Linked DNA regions of Homo sapiens: region 1 is linked to region 2. Evidence: chromatin loops called from intact Hi-C (ENCODE). Cell type or tissue: heart left ventricle. All regions are shown on one strand. Each heading gives the region's core, and the rest is flanking DNA. Links, peaks and the distances in the headings are about the cores only. Region 1 overlaps MEIG1 (meiosis/spermiogenesis associated 1). Region 2 overlaps FAM107B (family with sequence similarity 107 member B).

Region 1 (5,381 bases), core at 297-5,296, 430 kb before region 2:
GATCAATATCACCGGGTGGGTGTACAGCTACTGCGATATTGAACGTAATATCATGCTCTCTCCCTTCCTGGACATTATGAACAATATCACAGGTGGGTGTACACCCACTGAGGTTTTAGGTGTACTATTAGTATTAATTCATCCTCATTTATTATTAACATGAATATCTATTACCAATATTGATATTAATATTAAGAAATCATTGCTCATAAAGTGTTCAGATTATTAATATTAATATTAATTATTAAGAGCTAATATGACTGTTTTCTAATGAATAAGATCAATATCAGTTATTAATATCAGGTGTCATTAATCATTAATATTAATCATTTATTGTTATCGTGAGTATAACTCTTTAATGTGAATTATCATTATTATCGCTATTGATTTTAAGAATTATATGATCAGTTATTAATATTGATAGTTATTAGTCTCAATTAATAATTGATACCATTAATCGCGGTAAGTCACATTGTGCCATTCCACCCCTCCCTCGACAGCTGGTTTACGACCCAAAACGGGGATCCAAATGCCCCTGAGAGAGCAGCGGTATACTGGGATAGAGGAGGATGGTCACGTAGTGGAGAGGCGTGTTTTTGGGTACCAGGCCTTCACCTCTGCCGACCTTCTCAACTGGGAAAACAATACACCGCCCTCTACCGAAAAGCCACAAGCCCTAATTGATTTGCTCCAAACTGTTATCCAGACCCACAACCCCACCTGGGCTGATTGCCACCGGTTGCTCATGTTCCTCTTTAACAGAGATGAAAGGCGGAGAGGGCTCCAAGCAGCAACTAAGTGGCTAGAGGAATATGCACCAGCTGATTGTCAAAACCCCCAAGAGTATGGAAGGACCCAGTTACCAGGAACCAACCCCCAGATGGACCCACATGAAAGAGAGGATATGCAAAGGCTAAACCCAGACAGGGAAGCTCTCTTGGAAGGATTAAAGAGGGGAGCTCAGAAGGCCACAAACGTTAACAAGGTCTCTGAGGTTATTCAGGGAAAAAGAAGAAAGTCCAGCACAATTATACGAGAGACTGTGTAAGGCCTATCATATGTATACTCCCTTTGATCCCGATAGCCCTGAAATAAGCACGTGATTCCCATGGCCTTAGTCCGTCAAAGCGCTGGCTCTTCACTTTACAAATGTAAATCCTGAGGCTGCAATCCTAAGTTGTTAGCTCAAGGTCATGCAACTGTACATTACCATATTCTATGACCATACTTTTCATCATTAGTAAGTAGGCAAAGATCTTTATAGTTTTCTTTTTTTTTTTTTTTTTGAGATGGAGTCTCCCTCTGTCGCCCAGGCTGGAGTGCAGTGGCGGGATCTTGGCTCACTGCAAGCTCTGCCTCCTGGGTTCACACCATTCTCCTGCCTCAGCCTTCTGAGCAGCTGGGACTACAGGCAGCCGCCACCACTCCCAGCTAATTTTTTGTATTTTTTAGTAGAGACAGGGTTTCACCCTGCTAGCCAGGATGGTCTTGATTTCCTGACCTCATGATTCACCCTCCTCGGCCTCCCAAAGTGCTAGGATTTTAGGTGTGGGTCACTGTGCCCAGCCTGCTGGGAGATTTCTATCACTACTTCCCAGCAGTCACTAGTGGAGGACTTCTTCCATGGGGGGCATTATTCCTTGACACTTCCAGTTTGCCCAGCAAGAGGCAAAGGACTCCAGGGGCAAGAGAAAGACCTTGGGCCACAAGACCCATATCTGGCATCTCAAAGCAATGTTCTAGTAAAGACATAAATGCCAGGAATGGGTATAGGTGGAGCACTAAGACTATCTGCTATAAGAAAATATGTCACTAGTCTAACCATTGGGATGATTTCAAAGGTGTTTTCCCATACTTAATGGTGATCACACCACAGTTATTATGGACAGAGGCCAGGTGTGGTGGCTCACACCTGAAATGCCAGCACTTTGGGAGGCTGAGGCGGGCAGATCACTTGAGGTCAGGAGTTTGAGACCACCCTGGCCAACGTGATGAAATCATATCTCTATTAAATATATAAAAATTAGATGGGTATGGTAGTGCACACCTGTAATTCTAGCTACTTGGGAGGCTGAGGCATGAGAATCACTTGAACCCGGGAGGCAGAGGTTGCAGTGAATCGAGATTGCACCACTGCACTCCAGCCTGGGCGACAGAGCGAGACTCTGTCTCAAAATAAAATAAAATGGACAAAAAGAGCAGGACCAAGAAAGTACAACTTTAATGCATCTGCAGCCAGTTCTTAGAACAGGACAAGGTGATTAGCAGATACCAATTCTCATGGCTTTTGTGTTTCACAAAACATTAAACTGCAGACTGCATCTTGAATTATTTCATCAAATGACAAACACATGATGTAGAAGGAAATGATGAATACTTAAAATATAATTGACAAGTAATACAAAGAAGACAGGCTAGTAAGCATAAATTTTCACTTTGTGGACTTCTTTGTCATCACATTCCCTCTGTTTGTTGTAGTAATAGAACGTATTGTCCCTTCTCTGAAGTTTCTTCACATATCCTGTCTCCGGCCAACGATCTACCTGCACATCAAGAACCAGAGTACAAACGTTACAATGGAGGGTTGATTTTTATCTCATATTTTACTATCAAATAGTTAAAAAGTATGACTTACAGAAACAAAGTATAAGATTAGATTTTAGAATGCTTGAGCTTTTAAAGTATGATACCCACAAGACACATCTTACATTGCAGCCTTATGCTGTAAGATAACTAATTCAGGCCGAGTGCAGTAGCTCATGCCTGTAATCCCAGCACTCTGGGAGGCTGAGGCAGGTGGATCAATTGAGGTCAGGAGTTCAAGACCAACCTGGCCAACATGGTGAAACAATGCCTCTACTAAAAATACAAAAATTAGCTGGGTGTGGTGGTAGGTGCCTATAATCCCAGGTACTCAGGGGGCTGAGGCAGAAGAATCCATTGAACTCTGGAGGCAGGGGTTGCAGTGACTCTAGATGGCGCCACTGCACTCCAGCCTGGGTGACAGAACAAGACCCTGCCTCGGAAAAAAAAAAAAAAGACAACTAATTCAGTGCTTTTCTCTAGAGCCCAATTTCTAGGTTTATTTTATTTTGTTTTATTTTGGAGACAGAGTCTTGCTACATTGCCCAAGCTGTCCTGGAACTGCTGTAGTCAAGTGATCCTCCCAGCTCGGCCTCCCAAGTGCTGGAATTACAGGCCTGAGCCACTGCACCCAGCTCCAATTTCTAGATTTAAATTTCAATACTGTGGCCAAGATAAGACAAAACATTCCAAGTAATCTAAACTTCATTTCTCTTATGTTTACAAAAGATTTTAAACATTCTAACTTCTAAAATTAATACCACAGGAGGAAATTAGGGCTAAGCCCAGGCTCCATTTTGTAAGTGCTGCCTGCTGATTGTTGATGAATACACAGTGAATAAAGCAAGCAACTCAAGAACTATCCAAAAGTGTATATGCATTTCCTTCTGCCCCAATTTCAAGTTCACCTTGAAATCCATTTTTTTTTTTGAAACAGGGTCTCACTCTGTCTCCGAGGCTGTAGTGCGGTGTTGTGATCATAGCTCACTACAGCCTCAACCTCCTGGGCTCAGGGGATCCTCCAGCCTCTGCCTCCCGAGTAGTTAGAACTACAGGTAAGCACCACCATGCCCAGATAAGTTTTCTATTTTTCTTTTTTTTTTTTGTAGAGACAGGGTCTCACTATGTTGCCCAGGCTGGTCTCAAACTCCTGGCCTAAAGCAGTCCTCCTACCTTGGCTTCCCAAAGTGTCAAAAATCTTTTTTTTAATTTCTTCTACCATTCTTTATTGTTGTTATTATTATTATTATTATTATCATTATTATTATATGTTGCCGAGGTTGGTCTCAAACTCCTGGTCTCAAATGATCCTCCTGTCTTGGCTTTCCAAAGTGTTGGGATTGCAGGTGTGAGCCACTGTCCCCAGTCATCTCCTACCATTCCTTCTTGTATACCATATTGGTTTATCTACTTTTTCATTTGGCTTGATCTAATTTGGAGATCTGTCTCTCCACTTCCTCTTCAATGTTATCCCTTCCTGGCCAGGTTAATGTATTTCACCACTGTCAAATATGTTCCTTTCAGATTTTGTGAGATGCACTTTATCATAACCAAAAACTCATTATCTAGGTTGTAGAAAACCAAATCCTGCTCTTCAACACCATCTATACAGGCAGTCCTGCACCCTTTCTCCAAATCCTGTTCTTCAACACCTTCTATACAGGTAGTCCTGCACCTTTTCTGTTCCCCATGAATAAATCTCAGCTTTCAGTAGGAAGAGGAGATGAATATACCATCTGTGTCCACATGTCTTTTACTTTCTAATAACACATCTTCATTTTTTGTGTCATCTCATTTACTTATGAATTAGCGAGAATAGGTAACAGCATATCTGAGAAGCCTTGGCAGGCCTTCTGACATACATTACAGAAAACCAGCAGTCCTTTCCACCACTGAGGCCACACCTGCCTGTGTGGCTTCCAATACCTTTGGCAGGGAAAGGAGGTGTTCTCAAGACTCCATTACAGCCCTCTTCCCTCCTGGGGCCAGGAGCAGATTATCTGAAAGCCATCTGATCCGGTGAGAAAACAGTACAACCAATGCCTCTTCCGAACATCTGGAGCTGAGCTACTTGATATGGGACAATCCTTAGGACAGCTAAGTTGCTCCTTTGCTTGTTGACTTCTAGACATTTTTCCTTTTGATGTCCCTTGGCATCTCTGAACTTTCTTTTCTTCTTGACTTTCAACTTGATCATTTCCATTTGATCTGGGAAACTTTCTTGCCTGTGGTGGAATGGAATGAGATCCTCAAGTTCAAGGACTTTCCCCTCAGGAGGGAAGGTCAGCAAGCACTATACCACCAGGTAATGAAAAACAGCTTCTCTCAAACCTCAAACCACTGCACACTGGGAGAAACATCCCACCCAAAGCAAGCCTTCAGTCACCATCCTATCCGTCCCTGAAGACCCACTGCAAATGCCACTGGGGACACTAAGCCCTCTCTGGGGATTGTCCCTGGAAGGAAGTGATTTTGTTTTCCTCTAAATCCCTGTGCTTCTTTTTGTTAAGGAACATATACTTCGATTTGTGTAAGGTTTTATTGTTCTTGTTACTTATTTTAGAATCTAAGATGATGAGATTAATAAAAGGTATCATTTACTAAACACTTGCTGTTCCTTCAGTCAACAAATTTTTTGTGGGGGAGTCTCGCTCTGTCGCCCAGGCTGGAGTGCAGTGGCATGATCTCAGCTTACTGTAACCTCCCCCTCCCGGGTTCAAGTGATTCTCCTGCCTCAGCCTCCCTAGTAGCTGGGATTACATGTGTGCACCACCATGCCCGGCTAATTTTGTGTATTT
Region 2 (5,381 bases), core at 106-5,105:
CACTGCCAGCTCCTAGGTAGCAGTTGGTCTGGGGAACATTAGCCAAGGTCCTTCTCAGGGTGAAATTTCTCTGGAATAGTTCTCAGGCCCAGCCATTGCCCTAGGAATAAGCTCAAATGCACCTCTTTGGTTGATAAACATTCTGTGCTTTGGGGCTTCAGATGGGACTGACTAGGGCTGGGACACCCAGAGCTGCAGAGTGGAGCAGGCTCTGCCTGTGTGTCACGTCCACATGGTGAACATGGCAGACGTCTGGTCGCCCTTCTCGTTTCTCCATAGATGTGCTGCTGTTGGCTGAACCTAGGGGACATTCCTCTCTCCCACCAGGTACTACTCACAGGATGAGGGTAGTTCTGCAGTCTACCAGGGAATTCTAGAATCTGCACAGGAGTAGAGGAAGTGAGGGTGCAGGGTTTGTGTCTTATCTGCAGTCCTAGGACTTTCAACTGGGTGAAAAAAGTCACCAAGGATCAGCCTCTTGCCAAGACAAGGGGCTGTTATAGTTGTCTGTGGGCCCTTGAAGGATTTTATTCCCCCCTTAAGCCATTTTTACCTCCTTCCCTGAGCCAGGAATTGAATGAATCTTTGTTTATTTTAAATTAGTTTTCTTCTATCTAGAGACTTCTTGTTCTCACACCCTAGAGTATTTTTGTTTTTGTTTTCATTTTCTCTCTGTATTTTGTCTTCAGTCTTTTCTAAGTTTGTTTGAATATCCAACTTCCTGGCAAAACTAGATTATGTGAGAACTGCTTTGTTTTTTTTTAACTTTGGCTTTGATCATGATATATTTGGACAATATAGAAAATGCCTCTTTTTAGCCAAGATGCAGACTTTGGGGAGGTACAAGGCTGAAGAAATTTAGTTGCAGGAGTAATTTGCTAGTTTGCATGGAAAGCAGCCCAAACTGTCATTGCTTGACCATCAGCCTCACTTTCTTCTGACAGATACCAGCTGGGTCTTGGGTACCCAACTTTGGCACAAGCCTCTCTGAGATCCTGCTCCAGTCATTTTCTTTCTTCCACAGCACTTTCTCCCTTCCCTGTCCACACTGGAAAAATGAGCAGAGGCCAAGATTGGGTTCATCATTATTCTTTGTTTAAACTAGTGTACTTGCGGTATACGGTCATTCACTTTCATGTTGATGGAACATTAAGTAATGGAGAGTTAGAGTAATGAATTAGTTTGTTGGGACTGTTTGCCTACTTTGTTGAGCATCTGCCACGTGGGCAAGTACTGTGGATGGTAGATGTTTTCCATGAGTTTTCAAGAATGCTGAGACCAACTCTGCATATGCAAGTGTACTAGCTCTGATTTCCAGTTGAGGAATCAAGACTCAGGTTAAATAATTTTATAAAATCAATAATTGATGAGTGACCTAACCAGGGATTCTAATTCAAGATGGGTGGTCTTCAAGCCTGATGCTTTTTTCCATTATGCTGTATAACTTCCCATGGACTATGGATGAAATGACAGAATTGTCATTATGCAGCAGCAACCAAGTGACTTGTGGATAGTAATTTTAATAGCTGTTGAACGTGTACTCTTACACATGCAGAGGAGGGCATGCACCAAAAAAGTGTACTGATTGAGGGTGAATGTTTAGAGGAAACACACCTGTGTCACCAGAATCTGTATTATCCAGAAACAATCTTTTCCAGACCCTGGAAGCCCCATTGGTACTGCCGTCTATTCACTCCCGAAATAAGCATTATCCTGACACCTAACATCAAAGGTTGGTTTTGCCTGATTTTGAACATTATGTACATGGACGCATGCAGTATATACTCTTCTGCATCTTGCTTTGTTTGCTTAACGTTGTATTTGTGAGATTCAGCTGTGCTTTGCTTGCAGAATTGCCAGTTCATTCTCATTGCTGCATAGTATTCCACTATGTCAGCACACCGCTGTTTACTTACCCATCCTACTGTTAGTGGACATTTGAGTTGCCTCCAGTTTGGGACTATTATGAATGGCCTGCCATTAACATTCTTATAAAAATCATTTATATTGATATATTTTAATGAAATATGTCTTTCCTGCCTCCCATCTCACTTTAATGTCATCCTTTGCAAGATGTTTTCTGTTTGGGATCGTAAAGCTGTGATGTTAGAAAGGTTCTAAAGTCCTGTTGAGAGACAGGAAATCATTCTGTTAAAGTCAAATCTGGTTCGTCCATCCATCATCCCAGCCCATGGAGTGCCTAAGAGCTTCCTTTTGGAATTACACAGACTCAAGGTCAAATCTTGGTCCTGCTCTTAAGCAGCTTGGTAACCTTGGGCAGCAGTGACAGCATTATTGTTACTAATTTATTCTTATTCGTTGCCAGTGACAGCGCTAATAGCAGGTGATGTCTATTGAAGGCTTACTGTGTTGTAGGCATTGCGTTTGGTGCATTTCATTTTTTTTTTTTTTTTTTTTGAGACAGAGTCTCACTCTGTCGCCAGGCTGGAGTGCAGTGGCGCAATCTCAGCCCACTGCAGTCTCCGCCTCCTGGGTTCAAGCTATTCTCCTGCCTCAGCCTCCCGAGTAGCTGGTATTACAGGTGCATGCCACCACACCCAACTTTTTGTATTTTTAGTAGAGACAGGGTTTCACCGTGTTGGCCAGGATGGTCTCGATCTCTGGACCTCATGATCCGCCCGCCTCGGCCTCCCAAAGTGCTGGGATTACAGGTATGAGCCACCGCAGCCCAGCAGTTGCATTTCTTATTTACTCTTCATAGCAACCCTGTGAGATCTGTCAGTCCTTTTTCATTGTTGCCTTGTTAAACTGGCGAAGGCCCTTACCCAAGATCACACTTAGAGCAAGTGAGGAAGCTGGAATGCAGATGCGGGTTGCCCCACCCAAACCCATGCTCTTGAAGCTGTCAGCCTCATTTGGAGACTGGGAAGTCATGACCCCTGCCTCATGGGCCGTATGAGGACCAAGTGACAGGGGAAGCTTACATATACCCCCAGGTGACATGGACACCAGCTCCAAGATGGATTCCTTTCCCTGCATCTCTCAGAATGGCCAGCTGCTTTTGGGGTGTGCTTTGACTACAGTGCAGGAAGGCGGAGTGGGCATGGCTGCTCCACTCTGGCTGTCCTAAGGAAAGCGGACCTGCCATTCCAGGTCTGGACACCTCATTAGTTGAGGAGGTGTCGCCACCTATTGGTCGTTCCCACCTCACTCGGGCCAGCTTCTGGTTGCTGTAGTGTAGGCAGATGTCTGTCGGATGTTTCTTGCCCTCCTTAGTTGTCACTCCCTCCTCCTCTGCCATTTTCTAAATATAAAATATGTGCCTTATTTGTAAAAATACATTTTCGGGGGATGAAAAAACTGATGAGAAAATGAGTTTGATACTTTCCCAAGAGCATCACTGTTTGGCATTTGTACAACAACATATTGGCAGCAAATTTATTGAGTTCGTCATTGTTTTAAATGACCATCCTGGGAAGCCACAGAGGACTGTCCCGTAGCCATAGTGGAGCTTGGCAGAGTATGAAACAATAACGTCTCTGCACTTACGCTGATGACTCTGGTGGGACGTCGTTTCTAAGCCTTGGTGCACCAGGTTGGTGGCCACAGAAATCCCCTGGGCACTTGTCTGTTGCCTGGTCTAAGATGGAAATTTTTAGGTTTGCCTTAGGGCCAGGCAAGTCAGGAGTTTGTGATGAAACCAACTGCACTTTGGGAAAAATTCTTACCGGAACTCAGGCTCCTGCCTGTCTGGGAACTGTGGGTGCTGAGAGAGAGGCTTTGGATCTAAGAGGTGTCTTTCCCTTTTCAGGCTGACCCGGCCTGGAGTTTGCCGCCTCCACCTTACGTAACTTGGGTTTCTCAGGGTATTGCCAGAGGGTTGGCAGAATCTTAGAGACAGCTTAGGAAACAGATTCTCCAAAAGTATCTTGGAATTACTTTTAACTTTCCAGACGTTTTAGCAGTTCAAAAGGTTGTTTCACTTTGGTTGGTGGTAGCGCACCTGTAAACTGTACACGTTGCCACGTGCCAAGAGATTGTTTTAGAAAGGATTCAAGTATTAGTGCTTCTAGATAGAATTAGGTCTTATATATTTAGGTAAACATGAAAACTAGCATAATCTGTAAATTCTGATTTTTAAATCTTAGAGGATTAGGTTTTGAATTCATCTCTTTGATGTAGAAATATGCAGACATGGAACCAGAGCAGTCTGCTGGGGCAAGCCAGCTACGGTCTGGGTTTGTTTTATCAGCCCAGTTGTGAAAGTTTTCCGAGGGAATGGTAATTCACCTCTGGAAAGCAGTCAACAGAAGTACCTGGGATAGCCAGAGAGCTGGGCCCGGAGTGAACTTTGGAAAGGGAAAAACATGAAAAGCAAGGACTCAAAATCCATCTGTAAGCATGGGATTTCCCAGTGCTCTGGGATAGTAGAGTCAAATAATGACTTCCGTGTGTTGCTCAGTGGAAATTAAAGGTAGAATTCTCATCAGGCAGCATTTTTCAGTGCATAGTGTGTCTGTCTGAAATACAATTCTGTTATTACTCAACAGCTTGAAAATCTTTCAGTGAGTCCCCTCCATTCAGAACAGCACGAGAGGCCCTTGTCATCAGGCCTGTCTGTTTCCTGCCCCACTCTGAACGACTGGAGCCATTCAGAACTTCATGCAGCACCTTGGCAGTGTGATAGACAGACCTTTTTAGACTTTCCAGAAGCTTCTTATGTTAGTTGCATGAATAGGTCCAAGAACCATTGAACGTTGTCAGTGAGAAAGTCTGTGGGTCATTCAACTGAAGTTACAGTTTTGAAGAAATCAAAGCCCAGAGAAGTAGAGTTTCCTATACAGAGTTTTCCAGGCCTCTAAATAAAGTATGTAATGTTGCTGGTTGCATAGTTGGGCTTATAATAGCTTCTATTGAGTTCTCATGTTTGTGCCAGGGATTAGAGAGAGTCTTTGCATATACATTTTACTCAGTTTTTACAGCATTCATTTTACACATAGGAGAGCTGGGGGTCAGGGAAGTTAGGATTTGTCCAGGATCTCAAACCAGTTTTATTTCTCCTTCACTGAGCTGGTCCTGGTTTTCCTTAATTGACTTAATACATTAAAAAAAGTTACTTTGAGTAAGTTACTTGACCAGTGAAGTGACTGTGACAAGATTATCTTTGTGTTTATTTCTAGAAATGATGTTTCATGTCAGTAATAATATTTGCTTGCAAAGTACTTGTACCTCTAGACATTTCTACCCCATCTTTACTCTCAGGCTCCTGGATTCCTTGTTGCTCAGAGAGGAAATGTACCTGGCCGCTCAACCCCACTTTCTGCACTACACCTTATGGCGGTGGAATCCAAATGGCTCAGGGACACCCTCTGTCGTTAGCCCATGCCTTTGTTACTTCATTTAAGTAATGCTTTCTGAAC

Evidence for each region. A loop is a pair of places that touch in the nucleus more often than their neighbours do. Peaks named below come from ENCODE experiments on the same cell type or tissue, not always from the same donor. Only the 100,000 strongest peaks of a DNase experiment are listed, where the experiment ranks them.
Region 1: a loop joins it to region 2, with 8 times the contacts of the local background. A loop is called at or near these places in 7 of 110 quality-filtered maps.

What each region holds. Positions count from the first base shown.
Region 1 is chr10:14,969,675-14,975,055 of GRCh38, reverse strand. It overlaps MEIG1 (meiosis/spermiogenesis associated 1), which reads right to left. Exons shown (of 3, transcript NM_001080836.3): 3 at 2,199-2,543. The coding sequence ends at 2,415. Among named protein-coding and RNA genes, the nearest start is that of MEIG1, 13 kb to the right of the region's middle. In heart left ventricle, for the core only: a CTCF peak has its summit at 2,975 (motif pointing right); a DNase peak (open chromatin) is centred at 2,987; H3K27me3 peaks cover 452 bases.
Region 2 is chr10:14,534,871-14,540,251 of GRCh38, reverse strand. All of the region lies in intron 2 of FAM107B (family with sequence similarity 107 member B), which reads left to right. LOC124902381 (a long non-coding RNA gene) reads right to left here. Exons shown (of 3, transcript XR_007062063.1): 3 at 2,405-5,381. Among named protein-coding and RNA genes, the nearest start is that of MIR1265, 100 kb to the right of the region's middle. RefSeq lists an enhancer at 2,989-3,058. In heart left ventricle, for the core only: a CTCF peak has its summit at 3,148 (motif pointing left); a DNase peak (open chromatin) is centred at 3,131; H3K27ac peaks cover 1,905 bases.